Regions from separate parts of the Homo sapiens genome. Here all the other regions are linked to region 1. The links are chromatin contacts, found by Hi-C or POLR2A ChIA-PET in ENCODE. All regions are on one chromosome and are shown on one strand. The core of a region is the stretch at or near the end of the contact, and the rest is flanking DNA. Distances in the headings are between cores, read along the strand shown. Region 1 holds the start of ARRB2 (arrestin beta 2). Region 2 holds the start of MNT (MAX network transcriptional repressor). Region 3 holds the start of DVL2 (dishevelled segment polarity protein 2).

What was found. Hi-C counts contacts between places; a loop is a spot of excess contacts on that map. ChIA-PET counts read pairs that join two places held with the same protein, here RNA polymerase II (POLR2A). Pooled maps may share reads with other maps.
Region 2: a map of B cell shows a loop between it and region 1 (19-fold over the local background). The contact joins the promoter of MNT here to the promoter of ARRB2 in region 1. A Hi-C loop is called at or near these places in 2 of 168 maps with a recorded cell type or tissue (B cell and naive thymus-derived CD4-positive, alpha-beta T cell), 1 of 37 single-sample maps with no recorded cell type and 7 of 50 pooled maps.
Region 3: a map with no recorded cell type shows a loop between it and region 1 (6-fold over the local background). The contact joins the promoter of DVL2 here to the promoter of ARRB2 in region 1. A Hi-C loop is called at or near these places in 1 of 37 single-sample maps with no recorded cell type and 4 of 50 pooled maps. POLR2A ChIA-PET finds 5 or more read pairs at or near these places in 1 of 52 experiments (activated T-cell).

Annotation. Positions count from the first base shown.
Region 1 is chr17:4,709,109-4,712,482 of GRCh38, reverse strand. It overlaps ARRB2 (arrestin beta 2), which reads right to left and starts at 1,851. Exons shown (of 15, transcript NM_004313.4): 1 at 1,739-1,851. The coding sequence starts at 1,761. RefSeq lists a silencer at 1,605-2,134 and an enhancer at 2,064-2,233.
Region 2 is chr17:2,399,774-2,402,686 of GRCh38, reverse strand. MNT (MAX network transcriptional repressor) reads left to right here and starts at 1,627. Exons shown (of 6, transcript NM_020310.3): 1 at 1,627-2,047. The coding sequence starts at 1,975. RefSeq lists enhancers at 1-89, 90-660, 1,032-1,081, 2,372-2,913 and silencers at 382-701, 1,352-1,661, 1,852-1,931, 2,082-2,141, 2,662-2,913.
Region 3 is chr17:7,232,722-7,235,963 of GRCh38, reverse strand. It overlaps DVL2 (dishevelled segment polarity protein 2), which reads left to right and starts at 1,447. Exons shown (of 15, transcript NM_004422.3): 1 at 1,447-1,895. The coding sequence starts at 1,702. PHF23 (PHD finger protein 23) reads left to right here. Exons shown (of 5, transcript NM_024297.3): 4 at 1-34; 5 at 124-926. The coding sequence ends at 338. RefSeq lists an enhancer at 1,250-1,299 and a silencer at 1,410-1,709.

The DNA.
Region 1 (3,374 bases), core at 602-3,101:
TGGGTAAGACCTAACCATCTTTCCATCTGGTCTCCAGCTCTGACAGCTGGAGCATATAGGAGAGCAATGACCCTGGCCTTTGGCCCTACATGGTTTCTACCATAGGCCCAGTTTCTGCTACAACTTCACTTGCCCCTTCTTCCCAGAAAGCCAAGCTGTCCAAAGGTTGTAAGGCAAAGGGTATGGAGGGCCCCAGGTATTCCTAACCAATAAAAGAGAATACACATCGATATGGTAGCCGCTAGAATAAACACCCTATCTTTCATCCCAACTTGGGAGCTGAGTGCCGTGGCATCATCCAGGCTCTCCCTCCCCTTTGCTTCTGGTTTTCCTCTTTGTCCCAGGGTGTCCTCCCATTAGGAGCCCTGGCACAGGGCTGTGACAGCCACAATCAGTGGGCCAACTGGAGTGTGGTTCTGGGGCAATTGCCCTGGAGCAGCTGCAAGGCACTTGCCCTTTGGATCCTAACCCAGCCACCTCCTGCCAGGCTGGGGAGGAGCAGCGTGCATATACTAGGCTGGCCAAGGAGGCAGAGTGTGGGGATGACCAGGGAGGTGCCCAGTGGGAGCAGGGGTAGCTGAAGCAGATGTCCTTTCACACTTCCTGCTATTCGCTCCATTTCCTGTGGCCCAGAATTTCATGGGGGTGAGGGAAATTGTGCCAAGTTAGCAGTCTCCTTTGGTCCATCCGTCCCACTCCCTGAACCACATGACGGAAATCAGGGGCCTCCCACAAGTCAGCAACTTCCCCTTTCTCTGGGATGTTTAAACCCTGATCCAGGAGACGGATCATCTCTCTGATGATCTCTTTCTGATGCTCGTCTACTTGATGCTCAGAAACCCGGGTTCTCATACTCTATAGGTTGGAAGTGGGGTTGATATGATGTTTTGCAGAGCAAGCCAGAGCTCAGGACCAATTCCCTATTCCTGATACCCTCTGAGTTGAGGCCTACAGCCCCAACCTTTTCGTCTTTTGCTCCCGCTCCCCTGCGACTCAGGCATCCACCCCTTGCCCCTTGGGGGTGTTGAGTCACAACAGGAAGTGGATTTTGCTAGAGACCAAAAAAGAGAACTCGGGGTATCAGTGGAAGGAAAGAGCCTCGATTGCACAGAAAACATCCGGGGAGTGGACGCGCGCCCAGGGTGAATACTGCCTCCCCCACCCCCAGAGAGAGGGATACGATCTAGTTTCAGGGAGGGTCGCCACGCACTCGGCTCCCCCAAGATGAAGCTGTTGCTCCTGGCAACCCAAGGGAAGGTAGAAGTTTGGGTGAGGAGCCACCCGGCCCTCGGGACAGGTGTGGGCAGCGCGACTACCTGGGGGATATTGGATAGGAGGCTTTCCATTGGCTTGGCGCGAGTCTGGAGTGGATCCCCCCCGTCCCGGCATCCAGCCTCCCCGTACACGACCCCTCGGGGCCAGCCACCTGCTCCTCCTTCCTCCATCCCTGCATCGCAGCCTGCACGGGAGAGCCCAGTAGTCTGGCCCCACATCCCTGCGAGAACCCCGACACCGGTTTTTCTGATCCCCCTCAGGCCTCGCTTTCTGCAGGGGCCCGGGCATTTCCCCCCCACCCTCATTATCCTCGAGGACCTGCGCGTGCGGCCCCGGATGGCTGTCCCTAGGGACCCAGGCGTCCGGCCCCCAGATCCTCTCCGCTGCGCCCTCGTCTGGGACCGTCCCAGCCCCCGCCCCGAGCCGCCGCCCATGCCCCGCCGCGTGGCCCCACCTCCCTTACCTGGTCCCGGGTTTCTCCCCCATGGTGCGCGCGCCCGCCGCCCGCTCGGTTCGCGGCTCGCTCGCAGCCTCCTCGCCCGCTGCCAAGATCCCTGCTCCTCCCCGCGCCAATGCGCACGCGCGCCCTCCGCGCTCTCGCCTCTTCCCCCTCCCTCCCGGCCCCGCTCTGGTCTTGGGGAACCGGGGCCAGATGCGTCAGCCGGATCGCGCGCGCCGCGGCGCTGCCCGCCCTCTCCTAGCAGACACGCGGGGCCATTGGCTCCGCCCCCAGCCCTTCGCGCTCCTTCCCAGCCTGGTAGCCCTCCCCCGCGCGCGGGGCCAGCTCCCACTCCTCCCGCCCATCTCCCCGCCCCGCTGCAACCCCTTGAAACCGATTGGACCCCCCTAAACCAAGGCGCCCGCCTTCCAGGGGATCTAAGTCTTTCGATTGGCCTTCGGCATCCAGAACCTGCAGGGGTCTCCTCCCCTTTGTTTGCTTTCTCAGTGGCGGTGGGGGCGACCGGGCTGCTGGGGGCGGTGGAATGAGCTGAAGCGCCGTCTGGGAAGGAGGATGGTGGGGGGGAACACGTGGGTGAGCGGTTCAATTGCGTGATGCTTGCTTCAGTGCGCGCCGCTCACCTGCTCCACTCGGAGCGTGCCGCCTTCTGTGGCCAGCCCTCCCGCTTCTTCACTGCAGCGTGTCAGCTCCTCCTGGTGTTTGCATTTGATCTTCGCAGGGTTCCCTTTTCCAATGTCTCTGACTATCCATCTCCTTCACCCACCCATCCCAGCTAACATCCACTCACTCACCCGCTCCCATCCATCGGTCCATCTATGGACCCATCCATCCGTGCCTATGTTATGCTATTCACTATGCCAATCGATGGGGACACATACGAATTACCATGGCCCCTGCCTTCCTAGAATAGTTGAGGAGACACATACACAGGTATTACCCAGGAATGCTATTACAGAGGTCTGAGTCAGAAGACACAGCCGCTAACAGCAATTGGCCCGGGCGGGGGTGGAGGGAGTGCAGGCTGTCCAGAGCGGGGAACAGATGAGGACAGTCTTTCTGAAGGATGCGCAGAAGTTTTTTTTCTTTTTCTTGTTTTTTTTTTTTTTTTTGAGACAGAGTCTCACTCTGTCGCCGAGGCTGGAGTGCAGTGGTGAGAGGTGACAGCGTGCTGGCAGCTCTCACTCACTCTCGGCGCCTCCTCGGCCTTGGAACCCACTCTGGCCGCGCTTGAGGAGCCCTTCAGCCCGCCACTGCACTGTGGGAGTTCCTTTCTGGGCTGTCCAAGGCCGGAGCCGGTTCCCTCAGCTTGCGGGGAGGTGTGGAGGGAGAGGCGCGGGCGGGAACCCGGGCTGCGCGCGGTGCTTGCGGGCCAGCGCGAGTTCCGGGTGGGCGTGGGCTCGGCGGCTCCGCACTCGGAGTGGCCGGCCAGCCCCGGGCAGTGAGGGGCTTAGCACCTGGGCCAGCAGCTGCTGTGCTCAATTTTTCGCTGGGCCTTAGCTGCCTTCCCTCGGGGCAGGGCTCGGGACCTGCAGCCCGCCATGCCTGAGCCTCCCCTCCCCCTCCGTGGGCTCCTGTGCGGCCCGAGCCTCTCCGACGAGCACCGCCCCCTGCTCCAAGGCACCCAGTCCCATCGACCACC
Region 2 (2,913 bases), core at 378-2,877, 2.3 Mb after region 1:
CTCCCCCTGCACTGGCACAGCACAATCGACATGCTCCGGGACGCTCCAAATAAGCTTTCAGCCGCCTGGGGTCTATCGCTGCCGCTGTACCAGTGGGGTTCGTGTGGCTTCCACCGAGGAAGCAGAACAGCGGAGTTGGGTCTCAGGTGAAGATTTTTGTTGCCCCAATCACAGTGTGTTAAGTGGTCAGGGTTGCTATTCCTCCCTGGCATTTTTCTAATTGGGGGCCCTCCTCCAGAACTGGCTTCAGAGTCGTCCCTGGGGTCAGGGAAGAGTGCCCCCGCTTCGGGAGAGAGGAGCAGGTGGAATACGGAACGACCTTAGGCGAGTCCTTGGCCGTCACGGCCTCAGTTTCCTTATGTGTGAAGTGAGAGGATTTAAGGGCAGCCGGCCTCAAAGAGCTAACTCTCCGATTGCACCCGAGCTCCCCTAAACACTCGAGCCCGGAAGACGCGGGCGGGCGGGCGGGCGACGGGGGGTCCCTCCCTCTGGGGAGCGCGGTTCCAGCCGGCCGCAGCGGACCCCGCCCCCGCGCCCCGCCCACCGCCGGTCGCCAGGCGCGGGGAGGGCCGGGCTTCCGCCCTCCACGTTGTTGTTCCCGATTTGGGCCACGCCCCCCGGTCTGGGCTGCGGGCGCTTCGTGTTCCCCGCCCTGGCCCCGGCCCCAGAGGAAAGGGTGGCCCATGGGGTGGCACAGTCCGTATCTCCACCCACATCGAATACGCGTGGACAAAGACTGGAGTTCAGGGGAAGGAAAGATAAAGGCCTGGTTTTAAATGGAAGGTGGTGAAAAGGAATGGAGAGGCCAGGGCACGACTGCGGGATTCCCCTTACGGCATCCCACCCTGGGTTCGCCCAGTGGCCCCATCCGCACCCGCGAATGTGACCTGCAGACACTGGCCCTTTAAACCGAAGGCTGGCGGCGCGGGGTGTCCATGTGGAGCTGCTCCATGCCGTGTTGTCCTGCCCGCCCATTGGCTCGCGGCCCGGTGACGTCCCCTAATAGGATGCGAACGCACTGCGGGGGGAGGAACGGAGACAAAACGCGGAGCCGGACTGCCGCTCCGCTCCCTCCGCTGGTTCTCTTGACAGTCTCCAGTCGCCGGCAGCTCCGCCCAGGGGCGGATCCCGGGGGAATTGCGACAGCCCGGCGATTGCGGGATTTAGGTCGCGAGTGGGTGGAGCGTGGAGACCCAGGGTCAGGCCAGTCTCTGCCATTCCCAAGGTTTCCCTGACCCGGAATATCCTGGTTGGAACTCTGTTAAATCTTGAATTGTTCACCCTACCCTCCCTCCAGCAGGACAGATTTCGTCGTGAACGACCCAAACGCACCGCCCCGGCCCAACTTGTGGCTTGCAGCCGGGGCGGGGCCAGCAGGAAAGCGGAACCGCGGCGCGCACACCCCGCTCGGACCTCTCCCTCCCTGCCCGGGCCACGTGTGCGCGCGCCGGATCCGGGGGGCGGGGCCAGCAGCGCAGGACCCGCCCCTCCCTTCGCGAGACGCCGCGGCCCTGCGGGCGGGGGCTCCGGTCCGGGCTTTGGCTGTGGCCCCGGTGTAGTAGCGGGGGCGGCGGCCGGGGGCAGCGCGGCTCCTTCCCTTGTTGTGTGTGTCGGTGCCTCCTCGCCATCTTGTTGCAAAGCCCTTTCTTGTCGGCGGGACTCCCGGGGGCCGCGGGGCGGGAGGCATCGGAAGGGAGGTAGAGAGGGAGGGGAAGAAGGGAGGCAGTGCCGCCTTTTTTTTTTTTTTGCATCCCATTTTTTTAAATTTGCAATTTTATATTTTGCAAATATTTTGAGAGACATTGATTTTTCTCCCCGTGCTCCCCCGTTCTTCCCTGCGGAGTGCGCTGCGCCGCCCAGCCCTGTCGCCCCCCGGAGGTGATCCCTCCCTCCTGCCTGCCCGCCAGCCTGACCTGTGCCCGGCTCGCGGGCCGCAGCCTCGGCCCCGGCGCGCCCCCGGCAGCTCTCGGCGCGATGAGCATAGAGACGCTACTGGAGGCGGCCCGCTTCCTGGAATGGCAAGCGCAGCAACAACAGAGAGCACGTGGTGAGCGGCCGGGCTGGGCCCCTGGGGCACTGGGGAAGGGGAAGCGAGTGACCCCGGTCCCCGAACCCACGCGAAACCGCGGACAGGGCCCCCTCCCGGGCGGCCTGCGGAGCCTGGCAGCGCACGGCTCCCCGCGAGAGCCGCCGCCTGGGGAGGGGTGATGTGGGCAGTGAAATTAATTAATGAATTCATTAACATGCTGCGAGGGACCTGGCTCCTGCGGGCGCCACCCCGGCTGCGTGGCACCCCTGTGCCCCTTCTGTGGTGGGCTGCTTTTGCGTGGGCCAGCGGAGCCCTCGGTGGCACTGAGGATGTGTGAGCCGGGGGGTGGGGTGAGGAATGGTGTTGCGTGGGGGTGGCAGGCTCGCGTGTGCGTGCGTGTGTGCACGGGGGATGTGTGATGTGAGCCTCGGGAAGAGCAGATGAACGGACGTGTACACGGGCGTGTGTATAGCACACGAGTGGGCGTGTGTGTAACGGAGTGGGGGTGGGGACTACTCTACGCGGAGCAGCTCTTCGGCTTCCCTGGCCCCGTGGGGAGGGTGCGGGGGGCGCTCCCGGCAGATCTACGCGCCGCTTGGGGCGGAGGCGGCCTTTGCAGAATGAAATGACATCGCGTGTCTTATGATCCTGGCCAGCCCCGCCTGACCCCGCCTCCCAGAGCTGGGCTGGGCTGCGCGTCCGGGGTTTGGGTGAAAGCCGGGCTAATTGGGCGTTTGCGAAATGGCCCGCGGGTCGCTGGGGGTCAGCCCCCGGGCCCCCCTCGCTGCGCCCCGCTTTAGCCAGTGTGGAATGTGGCGTGTCTGCGCGTTCCAAACCCGCTCTCGCCTGGAATGTTGCGTGTGCCTGCGTTCCGAGCCCGTTGG
Region 3 (3,242 bases), core at 198-2,697, 2.5 Mb before region 1:
CGGGTCATGGACGAGGACATCATGGTAGAATCAGGTGAGAGGTTCGGGCTGGGGCGAGGGGTTTGAGGGTGTTGTGGATCCAACAGCTCAGGCAGAATACCAAACAAACCTTTTTTTCCCCAGGTGATGACTCATGGGATCTGATCACATGTTACTGTCGAAAGCCCTTTGCAGGGCGGCCCATGATTGAGTGCAGCCTGTGTGGGACGTGGATCCACCTCTCCTGTGCTAAGATTAAGAAGACCAACGTCCCCGACTTCTTTTATTGCCAGAAATGCAAGGAACTGAGGCCAGAGGCCCGGCGGTTAGGGGGGCCTCCCAAATCTGGAGAGCCCTGATGGCACCAACTTTAGCCTGGAACTTCCAAATGACAACATGATTTGGGAACTGAGCCTCAGGGTCCTCAGCCTATCCCCTGGAGCTTGGATACTGTCTGCACTTCAAGGCAGGAATTCTCAAGGGAGACTTGTTTGAAAATGAGTGTCTCACTTTCCCACCCTATCCTTCCTCCCCACTCTGTGGACTTGAAATTGAATCCATTACGGTTGGGGATGGGAGGCTGTCTGTGTCCCGACACATAATCTCTGTCTCTTGGACCTGCCACCATCACTTTCTGGGTCAGGATTGGAATTGGGATGGAATGGGACAGTTGTCTATAAAACTCTAGTGTAAATATTAGCACTCCCCTCCCTCATCTTTTCTTCTATTTCACTCCCCATTTATTTTCTTCTACACCGGTTGTATTTTTAATTTTGGACTTCCCCTATTGGGCATGGCAGCTCAAAGGTGGAGTACTAGAGCCTGGCCAAGTGAGGAAGGAAAGCAGAAAGGTGACGATTCTCACTCACCTCTTTTGTTTTTAATAATATCGGCCGCTGTTTGTACAGACAGCCTGCGTGTTGTAAATAAAGCAGAGTGGGCTCTTTTGTGTTTATAGCCCTCACTGTCCTGCTCGGGAGGGAGGCTTTGGTGGCTGAAGACTAGCTGGAGGTGGGGCTGAAACCCACGTCTCAAAGTCCAATCTGAAGATATCACAGCACTGGGCCTTTCCCACCCCAAGACAAGTAAGCCACCTTAGAGCTTTCATTGTATTTGGCCCTCCCCACTCGAGTCTAGGAACCCCCACAGTCCCCACCTTCACTCCCTGCACGCACACTCCTGCGGGTCAGAGTTGCTTCGTGCTCCATCGTGGGTGGGGTAAAGCGGGGTGGGAGCCGATGGTCCGTTTCCTGAAGGCACAGGCCAGCTTAGCCTGGGTGCTCAGAGGACCTCGGCTGGGGTACACGTTTGGGGGCTGGGAGACCGTTGCTGAAGGCAGCGATCATGTGGCGGGGGCACTAGGCGGAGTCAGACGGTCACGTGATTGGGAGGGGATCACGTGACGGAGGGCGGCTGAGGAGCGCGGGGTGGCTGCCTTTAAGTCACGTGACATGAGGAGAGGTGGGCGGGTACCTGGAGGAAGCTCGCGGCGTCGGTGGCGGTGGCGCGCGGCGGCCGCTGAGACCGGGGCTTTGAGTCGCACCCCGCGGCCCGCCCCCCGCCGCCACCCTCGCAGATCCGTGCTTTTTCCCCTTTGCTTCTCTCCCGTACTGGGTCAGTCCTGTCCGCGCTCGCGCGTCGGTTTGCGGGTGTGCGCAGGCGCGGCAGGGGCCATTAGCCCTTTGGGTGGGCGGTGGAGCCCGGGAGCGCGCGGGCGAGACCATGGCGGGTAGCAGCACTGGGGGCGGTGGGGTTGGGGAGACGAAGGTGATTTACCACCTGGATGAGGAAGAGACTCCCTACCTGGTGAAGATCCCTGTCCCCGCCGAGCGCATCACCCTCGGCGATTTCAAGAGCGTCCTGCAGCGGCCCGCGGGCGCCAAGTACTTTTTCAAGTCTATGGATCAGGATTTCGGGTGAGCGCAAGGCCTAGATAGGACCGGCGGGGGCTTTGCTAGAGTGGATTGGGCGACATGGAGGGGCACACGTCTACTTTGGGCCACACTGGGATTTTCTGGCCTATGGTGGAGCAGATTGTACTATGCTGAGGTAGGTTGACTATCCCAGGATGGACAAGGTTATGCTTGGATAGATTGAGGCACACGGACAGACTAGGATATCCTAAACCAGATTAGACAAGATTAGGCTTTACTGGAATAGGTGGGGGCATACTGGTTTATGTTGGAGTATTCTAGTCTGTACTGAGTAAATTGATCCATTGTCTGGTTGTTTAGTACGTTCTCAGGAGTCCTGTAACGCCTGTAATCCCAGCACTTTGGGAGGCTGAGGCGGGCGGATCACGAGGTCAGGAGATCGAGGCCATCCTGGCTAACACGGTGAAACCCCATCTCTACTAACTAAAAATACAAAAAATTAGCCGGGCGTGGGGGCACGCGCCTGTAGTCCCAGCTACTTGGGTGGCTGAAGCAGGGAGAATCTCTTGAACCTGGGAGGCGGAGGTTGCAGTGAGCCGAGATCGCGCCACTGCACTCCAGCCTGGGCGACAGTGCGAGACTCCGTCTCAGAAAAAAAACAAAAAACACTTGGGCCATTATGGACTCTACTGGGTTGTATTGGTTAATCCTGGTTTCTCTTGGGGCAAGACTTGGTTTTATTGGAGCACTCGGTATAGGGGCAGACAAGGCTGTTGGGGCCTGTGCTAGCACAGGCAGCCGTATTGGGATGTTCCAATCTAGACTGGTGCAGACAGCTGCGTGTGGGGGCATTGTAGGCTGTGCTAGAATAGATTGGGCTATCCTAGGGTAATTTGGGACATTCAGGGCTATCTTGGACTAGATTGGCGTGTAAATAATGCAGAGAAAGCCCTTTTGTGTTTATGGTCTTTGGGGCTGAGCCTTCTGGGTCCTCAACCTCTGCTTTTTTTTTTTTTTTTTTTTGAGACAGTCTCGCTCTGTCGCCCAGGCTGGAGTGCAGTGGCGCATTCTCAGCTCACTGCAAGCTCTGCCTCCCGGGTCCACGCCATTCTCCTGCCTCAGCCTCCCAAGTAGCTGGGACTACAGGCGTCCGCCACCACACCCGGCTAATTTTTTGTATTTTTTAGTAGAGACGGGGTTTCACCGTTTTAGCCAGACTGGTCTCTGACTTCTGACCTCGTGATTCGCCCGCCTCAGCCTCCCAAAGTGCTGGGATTACAGGCGTGAGCCACCGCGCCCGGCCCAACCTCTGCTTTTTTGAAGGCAGGCTGGATTAAGTTGGGATAGCATGGGTTTTAGAAGAACTGAACAAACTGGACTCTAGCTAGA